Linked DNA regions of Homo sapiens: region 1 is linked to region 2. Evidence: chromatin loops called from intact Hi-C (ENCODE). Cell type or tissue: GM12878. All regions are shown on one strand. Each heading gives the region's core, and the rest is flanking DNA. Links, peaks and the distances in the headings are about the cores only. Region 1 overlaps FER (FER tyrosine kinase). Region 2 overlaps FER (FER tyrosine kinase).

Evidence for each region. Peaks named below come from ENCODE experiments on the same cell type or tissue, not always from the same donor. Only the 100,000 strongest peaks of a DNase experiment are listed, where the experiment ranks them.
Region 1: a loop joins it to region 2, with 4 times the contacts of the local background. A loop is called at or near these places in 1 of 110 quality-filtered maps.

Annotation. Positions count from the first base shown.
Region 1 is chr5:109,103,140-109,107,544 of GRCh38, reverse strand. The region is part of intron 17 of FER (FER tyrosine kinase); the gene reads right to left. Among named protein-coding and RNA genes, the nearest start is that of PJA2, 300 kb to the left of the region's middle. In GM12878, for the core only: no CTCF peak of the experiment used is centred there; no DNase peak of the experiment used is centred there.
Region 2 is chr5:109,159,543-109,163,947 of GRCh38, reverse strand. The region is part of intron 17 of FER (FER tyrosine kinase); the gene reads right to left. It overlaps LOC124901040 (a long non-coding RNA gene), which reads left to right. Exons shown (of 2, transcript XR_007058897.1): 2 at 248-1,241. Among named protein-coding and RNA genes, the nearest start is that of PJA2, 250 kb to the left of the region's middle. In GM12878, for the core only: no CTCF peak of the experiment used is centred there; a DNase peak (open chromatin) is centred at 1,877; H3K27ac peaks cover 327 bases.

The DNA of each region.
Region 1 (4,405 bases), core at 289-4,288, 57 kb after region 2:
AGAACTTATAAATATTAAGAATGGAACAACAGACACTGGGGTCTACTTGAGGGTAGAGGGTGGAGGGAGGGAGAGGAGCAGAAAAAGAAACTACTGGGTACTAGGCTTAATACGTGGATAATGAAACAATCTGTACAACAACCCCCTGTGAGATGAGTTTACCTGTATAACAAACCTTCACATGTACCCCCTGAGCCTAAAATAAAAGTTAAAAGAAAAACTCCTATGGCTTAGTTTCTGTTCCTTGTAATCAAATATTCCCTAAAAGAAAAATGGTAACTGTAACCATTTGTAATTGTTTAATGTAAAAGATCACTTTTTTGACATTCTGAATCCAAAATGTACTTATTGTAATTGACTGGAAAAAAGTCAGAAATGAGGAAGAATATGAGACATCAGCCAATTTTCTCTTCTATCTTATCTGTGTAACACAGGACATGGCTAGCCCTAACTAAACCATGAAATAGCCTTAATGTACTACTATTCCCTTCATTCCTTCTCCTCTCACTCTCAAGGACTTTCAGTGTGCTCAATGGACTGCCCTTAAGTCCTCAACAGTCTCTGCATATACTGCATCTTTCCTACCAGTAACCATAAATAGTTAACTACTGTCCTCTGACCCTTTACTCCAAATCTCTCATTTTTGTTTTCTAAAGTAGCAGCTAGATATGCTGGTACATTAACCCAAGCCAAGATGTTAATTGGCTAACATAAAGGAAGGTCTCTTTTTTCATTCCTGGAAACATATTACACATGTGTCTTTAGGGAAAAGTCCTTAATTAAAATGAGTGAAACTAGTGGTGGGAAATTTTTACCCTGAATAAAGCAGTAGGATAAAAAATTTTTATAAAGGTGTTCACTTACATTATCTTTGTATGATAATTGCACTGCATATACAAATACCAATTTGTAACAGGAAAAAAGGGTTAAAGAAGGACTATATATTCTTAATACATTTAAAATTATTGAGCAGTCCTCTCTGTATTATAGCAAAATTGGTTTCAAAGCTAAAAATAAAAATACAGCTTAATATATTCAAAATTGTAAATCAAATGTCAGAACAAGAAAATCAGTCATAAATGCTTAGTCAACTAACTGAGATTATCACATCTCTATGTTAATCCTGTGTGTTTAATTAACAGATAAAGCATAAGGGGGCATTCTAAACAACAGTATATAAAAATGAAAAAAAATTCAAACTCTTATTAAATAGAGAAGCAACAACAAAATGCTCCTGCATTTCAGCAACTGTTCATTAAATGATAAAAACATCTTGGTTTGTCTTTCTAAAATTATGTTTCACAGCCTTCAGAACCCTCTTCTGTTTTTGCTCATGATCATTACAGAGTGCAGATGTTAAATATAAGCTTAGTCATCACATCAAATACCATTCGGCCTTCTGCCTTGACTTTCCTAGGTAATCAGAAGATACCTCTGTTGTACAAGGCAGTAGAGTAGATTCAGTGTGTGGCCTTAGAACCAGAGTGCTGAGATTCACATCCTGAAACTACCACTTGTTTTTAATATGATCTTGGGCACGATACTCAAACTCCCTAACTGTGAGTTTCCTCATGTGTAAAACGGGCTTAAACAATAGTACCGCTATTGTTTTGAAGGTTCATTCATTTAGCTTCAATTGCTAGGCACTGTTCCAGGCTTTTGGAATCCATTAGTGAACGATATGAATAAAAATCACTGATCTCAGGAAGCTGACATTCTCAGACATTGCATCTAAAGCACTTAGAAGAACTGTGTCTAGTACTCAGTGAGCCCTTAATAAATGCCAGCTGTTAGGGTTACTAATACTTGAATGAGACAGAGCAAAACACTGGCACTGGAATTACAGGAAATGTGTCAGAATGGAGTCAGCACATTTAGGACCTAGCAGTGGCCCAGCCACTAATTGTTTAGGTGACCTTCCTTTAATCTCTCTGGGTCTCAGTTACTTAAAGTGGTCTTACAGTGCCTTCAATTGAGTATATGGTAGATCACGAGTGACAGAAATGATGAAGGGTTCAAAACGTCACAGAAAACATTTTATTTTATTTTTATTTATTTTGTCTTTATTTTACCATTTAAATGATTTGAAGGTGCACCAAGGACAAAATACTTTTTCAGTATACTCACAGTTTAGGAAAAGCTCAGACACTAGGTAATCATTTTCAGTACAAAAATAGAGAAATAAATCCTCAAAGATCATCGGGAAAAATGTAAATGGTCAGAAGCATACCAAATCTTTTACTTAATAAAATATGAAGTCTCAAAACACACACACACACACACACACACACACACACACACACACACACACACAAATATAAGCTGGAAGCAGTATCTTACATTTAACTAAAAAAGTACACATAGGTAATCCTTATTAGAAATCACTGGACAAGGCAATCTCTTCTAGAATATATAAATGAAATATAATATTACTCTCTTCCTGGCAATCTTAGCCTTCCTAAATTAGTTTTCCCAATGAAGCTTAAGAATAATATTAGTCTTGGCCGGGCGCGGTGGCTCATGCTTGTAATCCCAGCACTTTGGGAGGCCAAGGCAGGCGGATCACGAGGTCAGGAGATTGAGACCATCCTGGCTAACATGGTGAAACCCTGTCTCTACTAAAAACACAAAAAAATTAGCCGGGCGTGGTGGCGGGCACCTGTAGTCCCAGCTACTCATGAGGCTGAGGTAGGAGAATGGCGTGAACCTGGGAGGCAGAGCTTGCAGTGAGCCGAGATGGCGCCACTGCACTCCAGCCTGGGCGACAGAGTGAGACTCCGTTTCAAAAAAAAGAAAAAAAAATATTGGTCTCATATACATTTTCATGAGATTATACATTTTTTAGGGTTTTGTAAATTTTGTTCAAATTAGTTTTCTTTTTTCAGTTAAAATTCATATTCGTTCAACAAAATGTCCACAATTAAGTCAAGCTCTCTCTTACAAAGCATTGTAACTTTGCTTTCAATTTTCCTTCAGTTGGAATCTTCTTACTCCTTCTATTCAGTGACACACCCATCCACCAAGTCTCACTCAGAGGGTATCCTCTGCAAAGTTTCCCTGATTATTCCCATCATCGTCCCCATACTGACAGGTCATATTAGACTCTCTTGATATTACTCCCAAAGAATTCTGTAGATTTTATCACAAAATTGACTATCTCTTTGCATTATTGTTAACTTTTGTTCTATCCATCTGAGGGCAGTGACTATAATCTTCATTTTGGTAGCCCCTGGCATAGAGTAGTCAACTGCCCACATTTGTGAAACACTGGAAATATCAATGTCTTCAATGCATAAGCAAAACTCTGACTGATTAATAAAATAAATGTGGTCTAATATACTTTAATTTGTAAAGTTGTTAGCTTACTCCATGATAAACAAAAATCACTGTGTTAGAGCAACCAAACATGAAGAGAATCAGTATAGAGTTGAAAATTAGAAAAAGAAATCATATTCTACCTAACCCCTCCAAAATATATCTTTTCTGATATTGACAATGACATACGAAATTAAGAAATGTTCCCCAAACTCCCCATAAATTGTGGGCTTTCACTCAAGTATATGGCAATAAAAAGTGTGTCCTCCTTTTACTTTCTGAAGATATCAAAGAACAATGGCACAAAGCCAACTTTTAGAAATAAACCTGAATAAAAACAAATTTGGCAGTAGGATTCATCAAGAATAAAACCATAAATGAATGCCATTACCATTAATATCAAGTATGTCAATCCTGACTCCCCTTAACTTCAAAATCAGAGTATTCTTTACAGATGACATCTAACAATCTAGTAACATACCTTTGTAAGTAAACATACACACACCACAAAGTTTATCAGTGTATTTCAAACAGTTCATAAAGTACAAGTAGGAAAGAAAATTTCACACTGGCCTACAGAATAGTTTTAAATAAAATGCCGTTGATTAAAACTAACCCAAAATTCCAACTATACAGCAATCCTCAAGCTGTAAACAGAAATAGTTTCCACTAGAAACTTGTAGCAAGAGAACTCTTCTGGAAGTTAAATGGAAATTACAACAAGAACACTTCCAAATGCAGGTCATTTCTTAATGCAGTAACCTCTTTCCATTTTATAGTTGTCATAATTGTTTTCCTATAATGAAACACTGCTCTTCTCATATCAAAACAATAAAACAAAGCTAAAGAAAGAATATGTGTCCTTAAAAGTTAAAAACACTATTTTGGGAAGAGACAATTGGAAATATTTTCAACTATATACTGAGTTCTAGTGACCTCCCGTCAGTGAACAGGATAAAATTTGTAAATTCATATAAAATTTAAAGAAGATTTAAAATTTTTGCTAGAATTTGCTGGACACAAAGCTTGGCTTTGTAATTCATAGACATGCATTTATTTTTGTTATGTTTTGGCATATAAAAATGAGACT
Region 2 (4,405 bases), core at 71-4,070:
TCATAATCTATTAGCTATAGAATAGACAAATAAACCTCATCAAACTGCCATGAAGTTATTGTCTAAAACCCTATCAGACATCCAGAATAGTGTATTAAGGTTTTCCTTATATTCCAAATCATATTTATGTTAGATGATCAAAGAATACACTAAGTAGCAGAAATGTTTTTAAAAAAATGTTTAGTATTTTATTCAAAAATTTTTAGGCCGGGTGCAGTAGCTCATGCCTGTAATCCCACCACTCTAGGAAGCCGAGGCAGGAGGATCGAGCGCAGGAGTTCAAGACCAGCCTGGGCAACACAGTGGGATCCTGTCTCTAATTTTAAAAAAATGTAAACCACAATGAGATATCACTGCACATACCCACCAGAATGACTAAAACTCAAGACTGACGGTAACAAGTGTTGACAAAGACATGAAGAAATAGCAGCTGTCATACATTGTTGGTGAGAACACAAAGTGGAACAACCACTTTGGAAAACAGTTTTGTAGTTTCTTATAAAGCTAAATGTAATTTTTTTCCATAGAACCCAGCCACTCACCTTCTAGATATTTTCTCAAGAAAAATAACACACTGACACAAAGACTTACATATGACTATTCAGAGCAGCTTTCTTCATAATGGCCCTAAACTGGAAATAACCCACCTGTTTATCAACTGGAGATTGGAAAACAATCTGTAATATATTCATACAATGAAATACTCAGAAATAAAAAAGCATAAACTAACATACGCAATAATATGGACAGATCTGAAAAGCATTATAAGTTACAAAAAAGAAAGCTAGAACAAAACATACTGCATATGTTTTGTTCTAATGAAATGATCTAAATGTCGATCATTTAGACATTAGAGATCATAGCTCGATGTAAATGCAATTTTAGAAACATCTAAGCTACAGTGACAGATGAGTGGTTCCCTAGGGCCAGAGATAGGAAAAGGATACTGACTGCAAAACAGTGTGAGGGAACTTTTGGGGATGATGGAAGTGTGGTAATGATTACATGACATGACTATATGTATTTGGCAAGACTCATCAAACTGTACCTTAAAATTGGTGCATTTTATTGTATTTATAGTGCAATAAAGGTGATTAAAAAAATAGGCACCTTAAGATTCTTACAAATATATAATATGCAAGTCTTGTGTGAATCTGTTATTTTTCCTGAGTAAATATCTATTTGTAACTATATAAAATTATAAAGTTACTGGTGTTACTAATAAAGAACTTGGGATGGCATGTTACTGTGGATTTCTTTACATGGGATTGCAAAACAGGGGCCACACAGTCAAATTTAAGTTAAACTCCAGAAAATAAATGTATTAAAATGCTTCTGAGGATAAGTTAAGTTTTCTGCTTTCTAAAAATTATCTTGGTGGGATTTTTGTTCAGTCATTTCCATAAGACCAGCACCCTTGTGGACCGTATTTGTGAGAGAAAAAGGCTTGCTGGGGAATGTGAGGCTCTAATGTAGCCTTTTCTAATACAAACAGGATCTAGATGGCACTTAGCTTTTCATTTTGGCCTTTATTTTTGGTAACACAGTACAAGTAAAATTCAATAAACTATTTTTGTATTTTAAGATATTATCCCATGGAAAAAATGGCATTTCTATTAATATCCAAATAATGATATGACTGTCTTATGGGATTATAATGACTAATTCTTTCAAACGAAAGAACTCTTACGAAACAGACTGAGTTATACCATGAAATGTTACTCATTTGGAGATTCCCTATTTGTTTTAAAAGCTATTAACAGTACAAAAATGACTTGAGAGTAAAGCATTCCTGAAAAAGTACATACATATTTTAGACCACTAAGAAACATTTACAAGAAAAAACCAAACAACTCTGTTAAAAAGTAGGTATAGGACATGAACAGACTTTTCAAAAGACAACATACATATGGCCAACAAGCATATGAAAAACTCATCATTGATAGAGAAATGCAAATTAAAACCACAATGAGATACCCTCTCACACCAGTCGGAATGGCTATTAAAAAGTAAGTAACAGATGCTAGTGAGGTTGTAGAGAGAAAGGAAGGTTTATACACTGTTGGTTGGAGTGTAAATAGTTCAATAATTGTGGAAGACAGTGTGGCGATTCCTCAAAGACCTAGAAACAGAGCTACCATTAGACCAAGCAATCACATTGGGGTTGCACTGGGGTCTAATATACCCATAATGGGCATATACCCAAAGGAATAAAATCGTTCTACCATAAATACACATATACGCGTATATTCACTGCCTCACTATTCACAATAGCAAAGATATGGAATCAACCTAAATGCCCATTAATGGTAGACTGGATAAAGAAAATGTGGTACATATACATCATGGAATGCTATGTAGCTGTAAAAAGGAATGAGATCCTGTCCTTTGAAGGAACATCCTTAGCAAACTAATGCAGGAAGAGAAAACCAAATACCACATATTCTCGCTTATAAGTGGGAGCTAAACGATGAGAACACATGGATACATAGAGGGGAACAATACACACTTGGGCTTATGAAGGGTGGGAGGAGGGAGAGGGTCAGGAAAAATAACCCAGTAAGTCTAGTGGGTACTAGACTTAATACCTGGGTGACAAAATACTGTGTACAATAAACCCCCATGACACAAGTTTACCAATCTAACAAACCTGCACATATACCCCTGAACTTAAAATAATATTTCAAGATACTTATGGCCTCATAATTTTAAATCTACAAATATTACTTACAGAAGCATCCTACAGACACTATTTGAAAAGGATATTTAAATAAAGAACCTTTTATAAACAACGAAGCTGTAAGAGGAATACATTAACAACATTCAGCATCTTACTTTAAGCCATTGCTCCTATTTTTAATCTTACACATTACTTTCTCTTGATCTTTGCATTTAGTGTTTATGTATGACAAGTACTCAAAAGCTTTTAGTGCACCTTGGAGAGACAGAATTTGAAAAAAGGTCATTATGCTAAGAATGGCAAAGAATAAGATAATATATCAAGGTGTGGCTTTTCTCCAACTCCCACATGTAGCATCCGTCATCAGTCTTTCAGATTCCCAAGAGAAAGTTCAGGTACTAGAGGTCTATTTTCATCTTAAATTCAGAATTTAGATAGAAAAATTCTCTAGGTGTTTTTATACAGCTACACAATTGGTCTGGTCCCAAAGGTTGGTTTGTTTCTTCTTCTATGACCCAGACAGTTGACATTCTGCTTACAAAAACAGACTCAGAGAAGAGCAGGCAGTGCTTCTCAAGGGCTGCCAAATTGTGTCTACTTCGGCATTTTACAATTAGACAAAATTAAAGGCAACAGTAATGAAAACAGTATCTAGACCTAAGAAGGAGGTTACTTGAACCAGGATTGGATGAATTTATTTAGCACAGAGAACCGAAATTTAATAGCTCTAAGAATGAATAAAGTAGGGAAGACATAGTATTTTGCACAGCAAGTTACGACTGGATGCTTCCAGAACAGGAATTTTCTTCTTATGAAACACTGACAACACCATTTGCAATTATGTATATATTTCTTCAAGAAAAGTTATTGATATACTAATAGAGAAAGGAGATGAGAGAAAATGAACTGAACCAGTTTGCATTTAGGATGCAGCAAGGTTTCCTGGTGGACAGGATGCCTCATGAATCTCTTTTCATCCCTGTCGTTTGATTCATCACTGTTTCTTCCCATGAAGTCTGCAGATGTGCCAGTCAGTATCACTAAGTCTGGAATCTGACTGAATCCTAAGAGTTACCTGTATAGTTCCATAGGCTAATTTTTAATTTTAGGGGAAGAAATCTATTCGGGATGCCTTGTTTTTCTTATACTACATCTGAATGTAGTAAGCATGAATGACATTCCAATCTTTCACTAAATATTTACTTGATTTGAGACAAAAAGATATCTCTGGTTCATTTCTTTCCTCCCAGCAGATGCTCTTACAAGGTTTAAGTTGGGATCCCCACCCCCACCAAATGTAGTCTTTCTCTTTGTCACTTTAATAACCATCACTAAGAAAACAGAAAAGGTAGGTAAATCAAAACTAGTCAATGGTTTTTTATCAGTGCAGATCATCTGCTTAGTAGATTACTGCTGCCACAGACTATTTTTGTGCAGAGCCTCTATGAGAGGCCTGGGGAGGGTGGGCTGCGACTATTCGCAGACTCTAGTCTGTGCCTCTGCATTCATAATTTTGACCTTCAAATGTTCCTGAAGTATTTTTCCAAGTAAAACTACTTCCTTTTGGCACCTATCTCAGCCATAATCCCTGAATCTCATTTTATGAAAGAGGATTCTACTGACAGTGTTTAAAGAAGTCCTTTAGTACTGACCGTACTATACACCCCACATTTATATACTACTTGACAATTATTGTCTTATAAATTAACATCTATTTTATATTTT